Regions from separate parts of the Homo sapiens genome. Here region 2 is linked to region 1. Evidence: read pairs that join two places in POLR2A ChIA-PET (ENCODE). Cell type or tissue: IMR-90. All regions are shown on one strand.

Region 1 (8,000 bases):
GTGGTTTTTGCAGAACCTGTGAGGGAAATACAAGAAATAAATTGTAGGATACACTTTGGATAAAATTGAATCTCATGTTTGGTCTTAGTTTCTTCTTTACTTCCTGCCTCACGCTGCACATACTTACAGACATCCACATTCACAACCCCGTCTTCTTAGGCCTGTTAAGTAACTTGCGAAGAATCTAGAAGTGTTGGTAAAGTTACAGTCATTTTGTAAGGATGTTCTGGGGAGAGAGACAATCACAAGAACCAAAGCAAATACCAAAGATCACTATAGTCAAAAGCATGGTTTTTAAATTCTTAATGTGTCTCTCTATCTTAGAATAAAACATTATAAATTTAAAGGAATCCCAAGGAGCTTTTGTATATATCTTTCTATAAGCCGGAACCTCAAACTTGTCATAGAGTTGTCTAGCAACTTATAAATGTCCATGGGAGAGAGATTACAAAAGTTATCAGGATAGAACGTTGTTCTACAATCTATAAATACAAGGAATGCTTTTTAGATAGTAATTACCTTTTTGTGAAATTCTTTTGTTGTTTGAGGATTAAATGAAATAAAACATGATATAAAGAGCTTAACGCACAGTACCTGATAACATAATAAGCATGCAAACATTCACTGCTGTTATTACTATCCATTTGAGTTTAATGGTTATTTTAATTAATTGATGGCTTGTTTGCTTAATTAAACGACCTGTCAGAATTTAGCAAGCTAAAATGGAAACCAAGTGAAAACTGGTACTGGTAGACTGATTTTAGAAATACCTTCTTAGGCTGGGTGTGGTGGCTCACACCTGTGATCCCCAGCACTTTGGGAGGCCGAGGCGGGCAGATCACGAGGTCAGGAGATCCAGACCATCCTGGCTAACACGGTGAAACCTCGTCTCTACTAAAAATAGAAAAAATTAGCCTGGTATGGTGGCGGGCGCCTGTAGTCCCAGCTACTTCCTGAGCTGATTGTACCACTGCACTCCAGCCTGGGCGATAGAGTGAGACTCCATCAAAACAAAACAAAACCCTTAGGCTACTTTAAATGATTAATGACATCTAGAGTATTCAAATTTATTGTTAAATTTGGATCTAGGGTTTGAGCTTTACTTTCTGTGACTTTTAACAGAAATTACTTGTATAAAGTAGTAAAGATTTTATTGCATATGTCCAATAAACTGATACTTTTCTGTATTTAGTTTCTCAGAATTTTACAGCAGTGTGATGAAGATGGCTCCTGAAATAGTGTGTGTACCAGGTTATGAATGATTTTTTTTCCTTTGAAAGCATCTAAGTGCAGTATGACAAATTCTGCCTCCCAAGTAGGCAGCTTATAAGCACTGGCTTTTATCATACGTAACAAAATTGCAAAATAAAGTTTATCACTAAAGGTAGAAAAGTATTGTGGGTACATGTTTATCTAAATGCTATTTTATCCAGGTTCAAGCTCTTGTAATAGGATTTATACTACTTGTAAGGAGAATTCTATATTTGAGAATTGTCCTTTTGAAAAGGTGAATTTTATCACATACTAACCTTTTGCTGCCCTGCACATTTTCTGAGATACTTGAAAACATATTTTGACATTTACATGTTTTGCCAGTACCCATTATGTTCCTGCTTTATTAAAGCCATTTTATTCACCTGACAGATTAAGATTAGAATATTTTAAAAGTTGAATTTTGAAAGCAAAAGTTTGTTCTACTGCAGTAGTTCGCAAGTGCTGGTCTTTGTATGACTGCATCTGAGTCACTTAAGAAGGCTTTTTAAACTCTAGATTCCTGGGCTGTAATCCTTGGAGATTCTCATGACTTACCATTTTTGGCATCCATTCTTTAGAAATAGTTCCAGCAATCCTATTCTGCCCGTTTTCATTTAATACACACACTTTGTTTCTTCATCTTTATTTTGTGGCAGATGGGTTTGACTTTGCCAGCTGTGACTGATTAGTGGTTCTCTGTAGCACTGTATTGAGACTCTTAGTGAAGCCATATTTGAGCTGGACTGGAAGGAGGGAAGCATTTTGCCACGAGTTTCTCCCAAGGCGTGACTGAATGGATTGGTCCTTGTATCATTTGCAGTGCTTATTTGCCAGCTTTAATTAGCTATTCTCCTGTTAGACGTTTTATTAACTTCTACTTTTTTACTTACCACAGAGCAAATGTTCCACAGCATCAAGCGTGGCTTTTTCTGATTTATAATCATTTACTCAGATTATCGTTTTTAAAGTGATTCAAGAGCATTAATATTTTTATAGTTTTTGACATGTGTAGCCAAAATGTTTTCCAAGAGGAAAAATGTAAAAGGGCTAGATTAAAACAATTCAAAATGAGTAATAGTGTTAATTGAGGACCACCACCAAGGAAGGGAAATACTGGTTTCCCCATGCCCTTGATACAGGTGGGTGTTAATTCTCTTTAATGTTCACTGAATAAAAAGGAGAGAGTATATTTATTTTAGCTTGAATTTTTTTAAATATTAACAGGGCTATTCTGTTTCTATTATTATAGGTTCTTTCACTCATTTATCTGGTCTTACTGATCTGTACATATTCGTTATAATAAAGATACTAATTCATCTTTGTCATATCTGGTGCAAGTGTTTTCTTGTGACTTCTTTGCCTTATTTTCTATAGTCTCCTGAGCTTTTAAAAAATGATTTGATAACCACTTTTTTTTTTACTGTTGTTTATATATATTTGCTGTAATTGAACATGGCTCAAAAAATATTTTCAAAGTACTAACCAGTTACCTCCAGCCCACTTATTAAACGTTCAGTCCCTCCTACCTTTTGTGCTGCCTCTTTTTTTAAATATGTCTACTTATTATTTGTACTGTTCTATTCTTGGGCTATATATTGTTTTAATTAATGGCTAATAAGGCTGATATTTACACCAAGTCCCCTCCCACTCAGAATTGTTTGGTAATCACATTCATGTTTTCCTCCATACTTATAATTTTCTGTAAGATTTGTTCAAAAATTCCCTAGGGGTTTTCACTAAATTCTGTTAAATCAGTAAAGTAAAAATGGCTTTCTTCATACTATAAAATTCTTTTTCTTTTTTTTTTTTTTTTTTTTTTTTGAGACGGAGTCTCGCTCTGTCGCCCAGGCTGGAGTGCAGTGGTGCGATCTCGGCTCACTGCAAGCTCCGCCTCCCAGGTTCACGCCATTCTCCTGCCTCAGCCTCCTGAGTAGCTGGGACTACAGGTGCCCGCCACCGTGTCTGGCTAATTTTTTGTATTTTTAGTAGAGATGGGGTTTCACCATGTTAGCCAGGATGGTCTCGATCTCCTGACCTCGTGATCCACCTGCCTCGGCCTCCCAAAGTGCTAGGATTACAGGTGTGAGCCGCCGCACCCGGCCTGTAAAATTCTTTTTAGAAGGGAAATTTAACTTTGTATGTTCTTTACCAGAATGGGATTGCACTAATTTTTTCCCCTGCTTAAATTTGGCTTACTATATATTTTAAAAGAAAACTTTCCCTTTTCCATTTAATTTGGTGTGTTTATATGATTTCCTTAATGAATTGTTTCCTTTCCTCACAGAGTGGGTTCAGATGGCTCCAACTCTATTTTCTAAATTTATTCCAAACATTCTCCCTCCGGCGGTGGAATCTGAACTTTCTGAATATGCTGCTCAAGATCAGAAATTTCAAAGAGAACTTATACAGAATGGTTTTACAAGGCAAGTTGTTTTTTTTTCCTTTAGTGGTCAAATATGTCCATTTCCCTAGGCCAGTCTGGCTTGACATGGGAGAAATGGTAAGGTTCTGAGAATGGGAGGTAACTGGCCAAGAGTCTTGCTGCTGCAAGAAGACATTAGCTCCTTGTCTGTAGAAATGTTGAAGCTAGGTTTTGATTTTGTGGAAGCTGCTCTTCATTACGTACGTTTTGTTTTTGAGATGGAGTCTTGCTCCGTTTTCTAGGCTGGAATGCAGTGGCACAATCTCGGCTTACCACAACCTCCACCTCCTGGGTTCAAGCAGTTCTCCTGCCTTAGCCTCCCAAGTAGCTGGGATTACAGGCGTGTGCCACCACCACACCTGGCTAATTGTTTTGTATTTTTAGTAGAGATGGGGTTTCACCATGTTGGCCAGGCTGGTTTCAAACTCCTGACCTCAAGTGATCCGCCTGCCTAGGCCTCCCAAAGTGCTGGGATCATAGGCATGAGCCACCATGCCCGGCCCATACATTTTGAAGAAGGGATTTCCCACTGGGTGAGCAGTTAGGTGGGCAAGCTCCAGGAGCTCTTTCAACTTTGATTTTCTTGTATTAGTCCTGTGCATATAGAACTTTTATGATCTGTTATAATGTACTTTTATGACTAACCTAGCATAGAGGCTTTAAATTCTGTATTTCATACTTCCCCTTTTGCCCTAAATTCTAGTGGTTTCTTCTTAAGTAGGGCATCTCTTTATTTACCTTTCTTGGTTTTGATAATTTTTCTAAAGTTTTTGCGCTTAATTAACGTGGTCATATCCCAAAAAATCTTGCAGAGTGCATTTTTCAACTAAAATACATTTTAATACAATTTTTGTGATTCCCCATGAGAAAATAGCCTGTATCAGCAAATCATTTAAGGTCACAGTAATAGCTTCCATTTTTATAATCCTTACTCTTTTTTTTTTTTTTTTTTTTTTTTGAGACGGAGTCTCGCTCTGTCGCCCAGGCCGGACTGCGGACTGCAGTGGCGCAATCTCGGCTCACTGCAAGCTCCGCTTCCCGGGTTCACGCCATTCTCCTGCCTCAGCCTCCCGAGTAGCTGGGACTACAGGCGCCCGCCACCGCGCCCGGCTAATTTTTTGTATTTTTAGTAGAGACGGGGTTTCACCTTGTTAGCCAGGATGGTCTCGATCTCCTGACCTCAAGTGATACACTTGGCCTCCCAAAGTGCTGGGATTACAGGTGTAAGCCACTGCACCCGGCCCAGTATTCTTAAATAAATGCAAAATAATCTGAGTATGATGTTATAGGTTTTTTTCTAGGCTTACCATAATTCTGAAGTCTTTATACTTTCATACATTCATGTTTTATTTGAACATTTGCTCTTAATTTAGGATGAGTTTATACCTTTAAAAAGACAGCCTTCTGAAAACTTTTTTGTGAAGCAGTATAGGAATATAGCTCTTGTGAATTTTGAGCATATTGAGTTTGCCTTCCAGAGCAATGCATGGAATTGCTTAAACGTGCCCATTTTTCTAATCCTAATTTTGGTACTGGAATAAGAGAACAGGGTGCAGGACTGCTTGGTTTATAGTAGCTCTTATGTCAGATTTGCTTGGGATGAGATGAGTAACTGCCTCTGTAAATAACCTCAGGTTGCATTGTGTCTGCACATGAAGGACAAACATGGCACTATTCAGCCACTGGCCAGTTTGGTTATATTCAGGGAAATGTCTTGAATTTTTGGTATAAATAGGAATTTTTGTCTCTAAGTGGAATTATTTTATAAAACTTCTGGCTGGATTTAAATACTAGGCAGTATTCCAAGGGATGATAAAATGTTTTTACAAACTTAATTAGACCATTTTTGTAATTAAACTTTATTATACATGTGCTATGAGGATTAAACTTTGCCTCATAAAAGTATTCTGACAGGTGCTTTGCACAGAGTAAGTCCGCCAAAGTGGACGTTCTCATATGTAATTCTGAGCTTACTCATACTGGCCAGGAAGGACGTGCACATGCCACCTTTGGCAGCTGTGATGGGGAGCCTGCCTCTGCTCTTGTGCATGGACCTTCCACATTCTGTCCTGTCCAACTTAATGCCTTAATTAGGAATAATATTTTAGAAGAAGTGGTGTCTACTGATGCCCCCAGAAAAGGAGAATATAGTACAGCCTGTCTTAAGAATTCTGTTTCTGCCTCTTCTTATCTGAGCAGTCATTTTATGGTTTATGCCTAACCAACCACGTGATTCCTGTTCATTGTTATGGGCACTTTTTCATGTAAGATGAACTTAAGTGATGTAGTGATCCTGAGTAGGCAACAAACAGCTTTAATGTGGATGGCACAGAGTAAGTCTTTGAATTGTTTTAAAATAAAGTGACTGTTGTCAAATACATCCTTTTTTGCAGTTAGTGGATTCTCATTTGAGCTGGAATTTTTGTGAATTGTAATTGTTAGGTGCATGGAAATATAGGGTAGGCTGGAATTAACACATAAGCTAAAAGCAACAGCTTCTTTTTATCTCTTACCTACATAATTGAATTGATTGGCGAGGGGTGGAAGTTTGGTATCTGTTGTCAACGGTAACACTACAGAAGATAACTACTAGATCTAAGTAACCAAGGTAAGAACATAGGTCTTTTAGCTGAGCAGGTGACGCCGAAATTTGGGCTTTTTTATTTTGTAGTAAGGGTTTTGAGAGAGCGTTCCGGACTTAATCTCTTCAGCAGCCTCTTGCATAAATCACATTGATACTCCTTTTCCTGCCTCCAGTTGTTTTCACGTCTGTATTTTTCTCCTGTTATATTTACATGTTCAGTTTTTATTTAACCTTTGAGGAATGGAAATGAAGGTTGTGTCTATAAGTCGAGGTTCCAGATATAAAATTCTGTCTTCCTTTTTGATCATTAACTTGTTTGTTTCAGAATATTTGGTGAATGCAACTGTGATGATACTAGTGTGAATAACAACGGAAGACACTCACTTGGCTTTGGCTAGGTGTAGTGTTGACTACAGAGGTGTTTAAAAAGTGGCCTGAGGGCCGGCCTGTTAGAGCTCTTTTGGCTGTGGAAGCTAATTTGTGCTGAATGTGGTGCCTACAGAAAAACCCTTCAGAGGTCATACAGTGTGTACTCTTTCTGCCGGTCAGTTGAGGCTCCTTACCTAGCTTAGCAAGAGGTTTCTGCCCTGGTCCTCAACATAACCAGAGAAAGTAAATGGGAAACTTTATCTGGAAAATTATTCAAAAGCAGGAAATAAATCACCTTGGTTAGCATTTTAATAATTTATCCATGAGACTATTTACAAGTTACTACTTTGTCAATTCAACAAATATTTATTGTCTATACTCTTCTAGGCAGTGGGGTGAACAACACAGGCCAAGTTCCTGTTTTCATGGAACTTATGTTCTGATGTTGGGAGGCAAATAACAAACAACAAACATGTAAAAAAAAAATAATATTGAGTAGTAAGTCCTATGAGTGGACAGTAAGTAGTAAAGTGCTGACATGCAAGGGACAGCCAGTGAGCCAGGATGGCTGACTTATAGTGAACAGAGGCAGAGAGTGGAGGAAAGTGAGGTGGGAGAGTAGGCTGGAGAATGGGTTGGAATTAATTTTTAACTGTAGTGGGAAACCACTGAAGGGCTTTCATGAGAGGCATGAACTAATCTGTCTTCTACATGAGATCACTCTGGCTCTCATCTGGGTTGATAAATAAGGCTCATGTACTTGTGTAGGGAAGAGAAGACTGTGGCTTGGCTTGGGATCATAGCAGTGGAGTTGATGAGGAGTGATTGGTTTTGGGACAGAATGCCCCAGAATGAGGAAAAGAGAGGATGACCAAGGATTTTGGGTTGAGTGATCAAGCTGGAAGATTGAAGAAGGAATGGGGATGGATTGGAGTCAGCATTGTATTCTGGTCATGGTAAACTTGCCAGTGTATATAAATCATCCAAATGGACATGGTGATGAGGAGTTGGACCTGTAGATCTGAAGCGTAGAGAGGAAGGCAGAGTTGGAGATGTAGATATGGGAGCCTCTGGCCTGTGGAGAGAGTGTATGATCACCATCCTGGACTACACGTGGAGAAGAAAAGATGACCAGCGACAGAGGGCTGGGTAGAGCCAGCAAAGGAGACCTCAAAAGGATGGCAGACAGGGTGAGGTAAGGTCAGGAATGTGTGCTGTGGCATTACTGAAACCTAAAGAGAAAAAAATCGTGTTTCAGGAAGAAATCAACTTATAAATGCTGAGGAAGAAAGGCTAGTAGTGATTATTATTTCTCATTACCTAAGCATTTGAGTCATTTCTGTTATTGTCTGAGAAGCTGGAGACACAAAA
Region 2 (8,000 bases), 2.0 Mb after region 1:
ACTGCTGGAGCTGGTGGGGTCCTGCCAGGCCTGTCTCGGGGGAGGCTGCTGGGAATGTGCGTATATAACTCTGAATGTGCATGCATGCGTGGGGAGAGAGGTAGAGTGAGCAGCTGAGATGGAGGAGGGAGACAGAGACAGAGGAAGGAATGGGCTGAGAGATGTTAGAAGCTTCTGGTAGGTCTTCCTTTGGGGTTCTTGCAGTTTATTCAAACTTGAACCCACAAAGTCATGGCTGGTCATGGGTGCAGATTCTGCCCCAACACCACACTCCTTGGGCCTTTGGTAAATATTCGGTAGTGAGATTGCAAAGTGCCACATGCCAGGGGACAGAGCCTGAGGCTCTTGGGAGGGAAGACCAGCCAGCAGGATAGGATTGGGTAGAGAACCATGGGAATGTCAGAATTCACCTTGTCCTGCTTGGCCTGTTGTGTGTGTGTGTGTGTGTGTGTGTGTGCGTGTGTGTGTGTGTCTAAACCTTGTATGTTGAATGAATATTCAGATAGAAAACTTGACTTCCTCACTGAGTTGCATTCTGTAAACGGAGTCCTATGCCGGTAGAGGCAGGCCTTAAGATAGCACGCAAGCATGCTGAATGCAGCTGGGGTCTTTTTAAGATTTCCTCCCAAAAATATTAGTGTGGCAGGGGTTGGGGGAGGGAAGAGCCACTTTCTAATGAAATATTAGCGATGAGGCAGAAATAAACTGCAAAACATAAACACAGAAGCCAAAAATACAGTCACCCTGGCAGTGGGATATCCCTCTCACCCTGTGACTCGCTGGGAGTAGTTCTGGGTTTTGTGTCCCAAGATAGCGCCCCTTCTGCCACCCCCACTCCTTCTGCCAGCAAAGCTCCTCAGTCCTCACATCTCTCCCCAGTCCCATACTCATAACTGATGTCTTCCTTGGAGAGAATTTGTGACCCCTTTCTATCTGTGAATATGCATACAATTCCTGGTGCCCCTCCCCTGCTCGCCTGCCCCTTCTCTCAGGGCCCCCAGCCTGTTGGGGGCCACGCAGTCCTCCCTTGCACACTGCCATGCCAGCTTCAGGCTTCTTTTCAAATCTGGCGACTGAACAACACTGGGATGCTGACCTGATGTTAACGATGGAAGCTCAGAGGTGGAGCTGGGTCCATGGAGGCCCAGCGTGAGGCCTGGGACCCTAGCAGAGTGCTCCCCACCCTACAGGGTGGCAGGATTTCTGTCTCAACACAGGCTGGCTCACTTCAGGCAGGGGACATTTGGGGAATTAAGTGTTGAAGCCAGAAGCAATTCCCATCAAGTGGAGCTCCTGGGCCCTGGAGGAGGCTAACAGGATGAGGCAGTTTGAGAGCCCCCTTCCAGGTGGGATCCCTGCACTGTGTTTTCTCTGTAAGGCAAAGTGGTATTGTGGGAACAGCTCAAGTCCTGGGTTCAAGTCTCAGCTCTGCTGTTCCTCGCTGTGAGGCTTTGGGCAGGTCTCAACACCTCCAGAGCTTCTGGTTCCTCCTCTGGGGGACGGAGCTGAGAAAAAGAGCCTGCACCACGGTGTTGCTGGGAGATTGCCAGGCAGAGAGTTGGCCTTCAGGGTCTGGGGGCCAGGTGGTCACTGGGAGCTGTTAGAGACTGGGGGTCCTGATTCAGGAGACTGAGGAGCAGGCAAAGACCTGGGGCAGGACCAGGGCTATGGCTGGGAGCAGCTGGAGTCTTGGGCTCTGGGCCGCAGGGCACCCAGTGAGGCCACAGGAAGGGACAGGAGGCGTCACTCACTTGTCTCCTCTGCCCCACACTGTCCTGGGAAGGTTTTGGGTAAAACCTGAGACAGCTTTGGTTCTCATGACAGAAGACTTACGTGTTTACTATAGGAAATATTATCCAAAGCAAGAAAGGAGGAAACAGCCAGGACCCCACACTCAGAGGCAGCCCCTGTTAACCCCTTGGTGGGGAGCCTTCCAGACTGGCCAGGCATATTGAGACAAAGCTCACAGAGGGGCTGTCACAAAATCCAGCACCATGGGGAAGGGGGTCTTCTCTTTTAGAAGAGGAGATGGAGACTCAAAAGGTCGTGAATCTTGGTGAAGACCCCATGGCCCTTAAGTGCCCTGACTTAGTCATTACACATTCTACACATGTAACAATGTTTCACAGGCACCTATAAATAGGTACAAATATAATATATCAGAAACATTTAAAAAACTAAAAATTTTTTTATAAAGTTTTAAAAAAAGATCCCATGGGGAGAGAGTGGTGGTGGCCTTCTGGTCTCTGAACCCAAAGTGCGTGTTCTCTCTTCATCTCTGCCCTGGAAATATCTGTGACACTCCCTTGTGGCCCTGCCTCCAGCCACAAGAAAGCCACTTTCAAGATCCAGTGGTTTCCTGACATCAAACAGCCAGGAAGCAAGATAGGCTGGGCCCTCCCCAGGTGCAGGGCTCTGTACAAGGTGCAGAAGGGCTGCTTGAAAAGTAGCCCAAACTCTGTCTTTCTAAAGTTCCGGCCAGTGCTGCCCGATACGCCTCTGTTGGGGCCATGCAGCCATGGATGGCTCAGCAGAGTGCTGTCTATGCCTGGGTACAGGTGACCCGCTGGCCTCAGCTACTGGGGTATGGTCAGGGGCCCTCAGGTGGGCATCGGGCAAGATGGTAGATGGGCCTGGAAGCACAGCCCTTCTCTTTGGAGGTGGCTCGGTACTGGAAGCAGCCGGGATCTAAGGAACGGGTGGAGAGGCTGACTGCAGGAGCAGGGCTGCTGGTCCCACCTGAGGCTTAGTGGTCCTCATGGTCCTCAGGCTGGAGATTCAGTTTTAAAACCTCAGCACGTGTGCGCAGTGGGTCTCAGGAATGAATGTCAGGGGAGGCCCCATGCTTCCTGAGCACCTAACCTCACCCAGCTCGGTGCTGGAGTTTCCTTATGGGTCACCCCTTGTGGTCTCCACAGCAGCCCTGTGAGAGAGACAGTTGTTAGCCTGGTACGTACTTGTGGAAACTGAGACCTGAGACAGAGTCCCGTCTGTGACAGAGCTGGTGAGGGTGGAACTGGGTGTTGCCCCAGAACCCAGCTCATTCGGGGTCCTCAGCCCCGTCCCCTGCCCCTGGAAGAACAGCTTGGGGCTGTGCCTATTTGGAGGGCAGCATGAGGGTCAAATCCTCCCACGTGAAGGTCAGCGGGCCCCTCTCTCCCTGCAGACAGCCAGTGCACAAGCCAGGCCTGAGGGATGGCAGATGGCTTTCCCAGATGGCAGAGGACACAGCCCAGCTGTGCAGGGGGTTGTATGAGGACAGGAATGATGGGGGGGCAATGGTTAGGGGGTAATGGAGGTATCTGATTGGTTAAACAGCTGCATCTGATATGAAGGGGATAGAGAGCTACAGTAGGTGCTTGAGGCTGGGAGTGACATGATGATGGTGGTGGTTGTGATGTGATCCAGTGGGACAGCCTGGAGGCAGTGACACCAGCTGGGAGAGTATAAGGCTCTCTGGGAAGCCCTTCATACCGCTCTGCTTTTGCCCTTGCTGTTCCTTTGGCCTGCTGTTTACTCCCTACCTTGTTCATTCAGCAAACTTGCCCTCCCGGGAGCCAGCCAAGCGTCACCTTCCTGGAGCTACCTTCCCCCACCCCCTTCAGGGATGTCAGTCTGTCCTAACACCCCTGTGGCACTTACCATGGTGTCTCATGAAGAGTCCATGTGCAAAATAGATTTTTACAGGGCTTTTAATTACAGTGTTTTTAATATTCAATTTAATATTTAAATTGAAATCATCCCACTATGTTTTGGCCTGAGATCTCATAGTTGGATTCTCATAAATTAAATACCCATGTGATGCATGTCCACAAGATAAGACTGATGACAGCTGGGTAGGGATGGGCAGAGGAGGGCTCAGGACAGGCACACCGAGTGTGGGGTGCAGGGGATGTTTCACATCGGCCCTGGTTGGTCCCACTGATGAACTTCTGGGTCATACCACCCGTCTTCCTGTTGCAGGGTCAGCTCCTGGAACTCTTCTTGTTCATTAACCCAGAATGTCCTCAGTGTGGTGTCTATGCCATTCAGGACCCTCCCAGACTAGGTCTGTGGAGAGAGAGCGAGAGGCAGGGAGACAAGGGTTGGTTGGAGCCGTGGGCTCGTGTGGGTGTCCCTAGCACGAGCTCCCACTTCTCCAAGTCCAAGGCATTCCTGTGGCCACCTCCCAGCAGTCAGCACCGTGGGCACAGACATCTTGGGCTCTGTGGGGGAGGATTGTGCGCCTGCTGGAAGTCAGGCTAGTCACCCTGCGCCTGACCCGTCTGGAGCATTCCTCTCTGCAGAGGAGATGGCCGCTGATTGATTGAGGTCCAGATGGAGCTGTTAAAGATAACAATGAAGTCAGAGAAGCTGCCCTGCCTAATGAAGCAGGCAGGCCTGCGCCTGGGAGGGACAGGTCTGTGGGGCAGCAGTAATGAAAAGCCGGAGACAGACCACCCTGGGTGCCCAAGACCTCCTCCCTTGCCTGAACTTGGGCGGTTGTCCATCTGAGCATGGTAACAAGGTATAAAGTCTCATTCCCCAGACCCAAGGACTGCAGAGACTGATGTGTCGGGGCTGGAACAAGGGGTCCTGGAAGGCCACGTGTGTTCACTCATTCTTTCATAACATGTACACACCAACGTGGGTGAGCAGCCATGATGATGAGTGTGAATATTATGGCAGCTGGGGCCATCTGCACGGCCTCCCAGGGCCCCTAAACACAGCATGTACATTATTTCCTGGAGTGTATATGTTTCTGAGGCCTGCTGTCCCCACCGCAGCTCAGTAAAGGGTTTGGAGAGACTCATATTTGCATTTCAGTGCCGGGGAGGGGAGGGATGGGGATTAGGATGGGTTTGTAGTTTGTTTGCTCTTACCCTGCTATAGTCACGCACACCCGGGTTTTCGTTTTGTTTTGTTTTGTTTTGTTTTTAGTGAGATTGACTTACTTTAAGTTCAAATTCAAAAGCTCATCAAAATTTAATGGTCAGTATTTTGCCTTCTCTGGGCCAGGAGCTGGCTTGGTACAATATAAAAAGGTGGGATAGAGGGGGCACCCTGCTGGCCTCATCACAGCTGCTTGGCCTCAGGTGGGACGCTCTGGGTGACCTCTGGATCCTGTGCTCTGTGGAGGAGACCTGGGAGATGCCTTTCTGTGACCTATGGATTCCTTGGGAAAAGACTTTGAGCAAATTCGGTCCCCAGGAGGAATTGTTCATTCAGTGTCTTGTGTATTTATCTCTCTTTACTGCTCTGAAGTTAGGGATTCAATTTCAACTGCTTTCAAGATTAGTTACCCTTGAAATTTTGCCATGCATACTTAACTTAGCAAAGTCTAAAGTTAATCAATAACTTAACCCAGTTTACTAATTCTTTTTGTACAAATGTAAGTCTGTCATTGAAGATTTTGTACTTACAAAGTAAGAAGTAATTAGGGATTTTAGACTTCAAAGGTCTTAAAAAGTCTCTGGAAGGACTTTGTCTCCTCTCTTCTGACATGGAAGTCTGCTGTCTGTGCTGCGGCTGCCTGTTCTGAGCAGAACATTTAGCCTCTGGGGGTGTCCCTGCATCCTGGGCAGTTCCCATCGTGCCTCCCCTCCAGGCTGCAGTGGGTGGTCCTGTCTCGTCCTCTCTCAGAGCTCCTTGGAGCCCCTTTTAGCATTGGCCTTCTCTTTTCCTTTATTTCCTGGAAGGAGCATTTTCTTAGGCAGGTTCCTGCACACCTCCCTGCCCAGGACCTGGCTAGCTGCAGCTGGCACGTGCAGACGGTCACACAGCAGAATGTTTTAATGCTGTGCAGTTTGCCCTCCTGTCAAAGGTGGGTCTGCAGAAGACTAGTTACAGCTGCAGGTTTTGAGGCTTTCACTAGCATTTATTCTGGCATAGCTTGAAACAGCTGATCTGTCAGGGGAAGCACCAGCAAGTCAGCCTGCAGCACCCCAGCAGGATGGCACGTCTGGCCTTGGGGAGGAGTGGGGCCATTCTACTCTGACTAGCCAGCTTCCCAGCATCTAGGGGAAGAGTGAAACTGCAGCTGTCTGACTAGGGCGCTGCCCCGGCCCTGTGCCTGCATTCTTACGTTGCCAAAGAGCAGGGTGTCTGGGAGAGGCCAGTGCCAGCTCTTGCCCCAGCCCCAGTTGGAGAGTCTGGAGTCCGCAGCTAGATTAACCACTGGATGGGTCCTGGGAGAAAGTTGTGGCCAACTCTACCAGGCACAGAGGTTGGAGGAGGGAGGGGGCGGTGCCCAGGGTGGGTGGCGGTGACTGAGTCCATTCCCAGAGACGAGGCTGGGCTCCTGAAGGCAGGGGGACAGGGGCACTTCTCCTTACAAGGCTGATTCTAGCAGCTCTTTGATTTGTTTTTAATTGAGATATAATTCACATATAAAACTCACCACATAAAATTCAGTGGTTTATAGTATTCACAAGATTGTGCAACCGTCACCACTATTAAATTCCCAAACATTTTTATCACCCTGGGAAGAAACTCCTATTCATTAGCACTTACTCCCTAGGTCCACTCCCAGTAAAGCCCTTTACTTTTTCACTGCTCTTTGCTGCAAGCTGCCAGCAGTACAGACTTGAGTGGGAGTCACAGAGTCCAGGAACCTCAGGGCTGGAATGTGGTAGAGACAAGGAGCTCAGGCACTGGTGACAGGGACTTGCTGGCTGTGTGGTTTTGGGAAGATGCTTAACCTCTCTGTGTTTTGGTTTTCTCTGCTGTTAAATATTTCCCACCTCATTGGGTTGTTTAATAAGATAATATGAGATGCCATCTAAGTAATAATAGGTACACTTGTTAAGACTTTTGCCTGCATTATTCTTATTTAATCCTCATTAATCCTGGGAAGTATGAGCTATTATTATCCCTATCTAATACATAAGGAAAACCAAGCACCAGAGAAGTTCAGTAATTTGTTCAAGATTGCATAACTAGGAATCAGTTTTTAGTTGCAAAGCATGGAAAACCTGATCCTGTCTTGTTTACAGAGAAGGGAAATTATGACCAGAATGGGAAGTCCAGGGGCCCAGCAGGCTGATTTGGCAGCTCATGGACCCCCTCAAGGACGGAGGGAGGTTCCTTTGGTGGTGGCTGCATCTGTGTGCTGGTGGCAAGGTGGCAGCTGCAGGTGTGGCCTCACGCCCCTGTGCGTCCACCCTCTTCTCAGGGTACTCACTTAAAAGGCGGGGTGTTTCCTCCCAGAAGCCCCAGGCCGACTTCCTCTCATGTCCCATCAGTCAGGACTGTGGGTCACAAACCCACTCCCACGTTCCTCATTGGCAGCGGGAGGAGGCTTGCCATGACTGGCTTAGATTACTTGGGATCTACCCCAAGTTATCAGGAGGGATCACACCCCAAATGTAAAAATTGGGGTTTAGTTAAGAAGCAGGAAATGGATTTTGAGTGGACACAGCAGTATCTTGGCAGCATCTATCAAGACCAGCAGGGACCTGAGCCGAGGTCTGAACCAGCCCTCTGAGGTCCATGGCCACTGCACTTCGGCACAGCTACTCAGCCTCTACAACACCCGGCATGTAGCAAGTATTCAGTGAATCTCGTGTCGATTCATAAATTCTAGTTCTCACCCCACACCCCTGAGTTTTTCTGACCTTCTGTTCCTCTTCTAGAACTCAGTTAAGTGGTTGCCTGGCCTCTGCTTGAGCTTTACTTGCGGGAAACTTAGTACCTTACCCAGCATTTTCTTCCCTTCTTTGACCATTAAGTGCCATGGCTACTTTTTGGGTGAATTAGAAAAAATCTGCTTTAGATGCAAAAATTCAAAAAAAGGGGCCCACTCTAGGCAGTGCAGCCCTTCAAGGCTTGGAAAGATGCCTTTGTGGTAAGAAAATAGCACACTTACCTCTGGGTAAGTGCAGCCCTGCTTGGGAGGTGTCCCTCAAGGTTGGTGCCTTTGTGCAGTGCACAAGCCGTACAACTGTTTTGGGATGTCTCTTCCATTAAGGAATGCTGCAGAGGGGTTTTTAAATGTGCTCAAGCCTCTGCCCTCCTGGGCA

The links. ChIA-PET counts read pairs that join two places held together with the same protein. Peaks named below come from ENCODE experiments on the same cell type or tissue, not always from the same donor. Only the 100,000 strongest peaks of a DNase experiment are listed, where the experiment ranks them.
Region 2: POLR2A ChIA-PET joins it to region 1 with 6 read pairs; 1 of 35 experiments calls an interaction of 5 or more read pairs at or near these places.

The regions. Positions count from the first base shown.
Region 1 is chr10:118,686,942-118,694,941 of GRCh38, reverse strand. It overlaps CACUL1 (CDK2 associated cullin domain 1), which reads left to right. Exons shown (of 9, transcript NM_153810.5): 7 at 3,539-3,677. Among named protein-coding and RNA genes, the nearest start is that of CACUL1, 64 kb to the left of the region's middle. In IMR-90, no CTCF peak of the experiment used is centred here; a DNase peak (open chromatin) is centred at 1,791; H3K27ac peaks cover 1,240 bases.
Region 2 is chr10:116,718,485-116,726,484 of GRCh38, reverse strand. All of the region lies in intron 1 of HSPA12A (heat shock protein family A (Hsp70) member 12A), which reads left to right. Among named protein-coding and RNA genes, the nearest start is that of HSPA12A, 20 kb to the left of the region's middle. In IMR-90, no CTCF peak of the experiment used is centred here; a DNase peak (open chromatin) is centred at 4,264.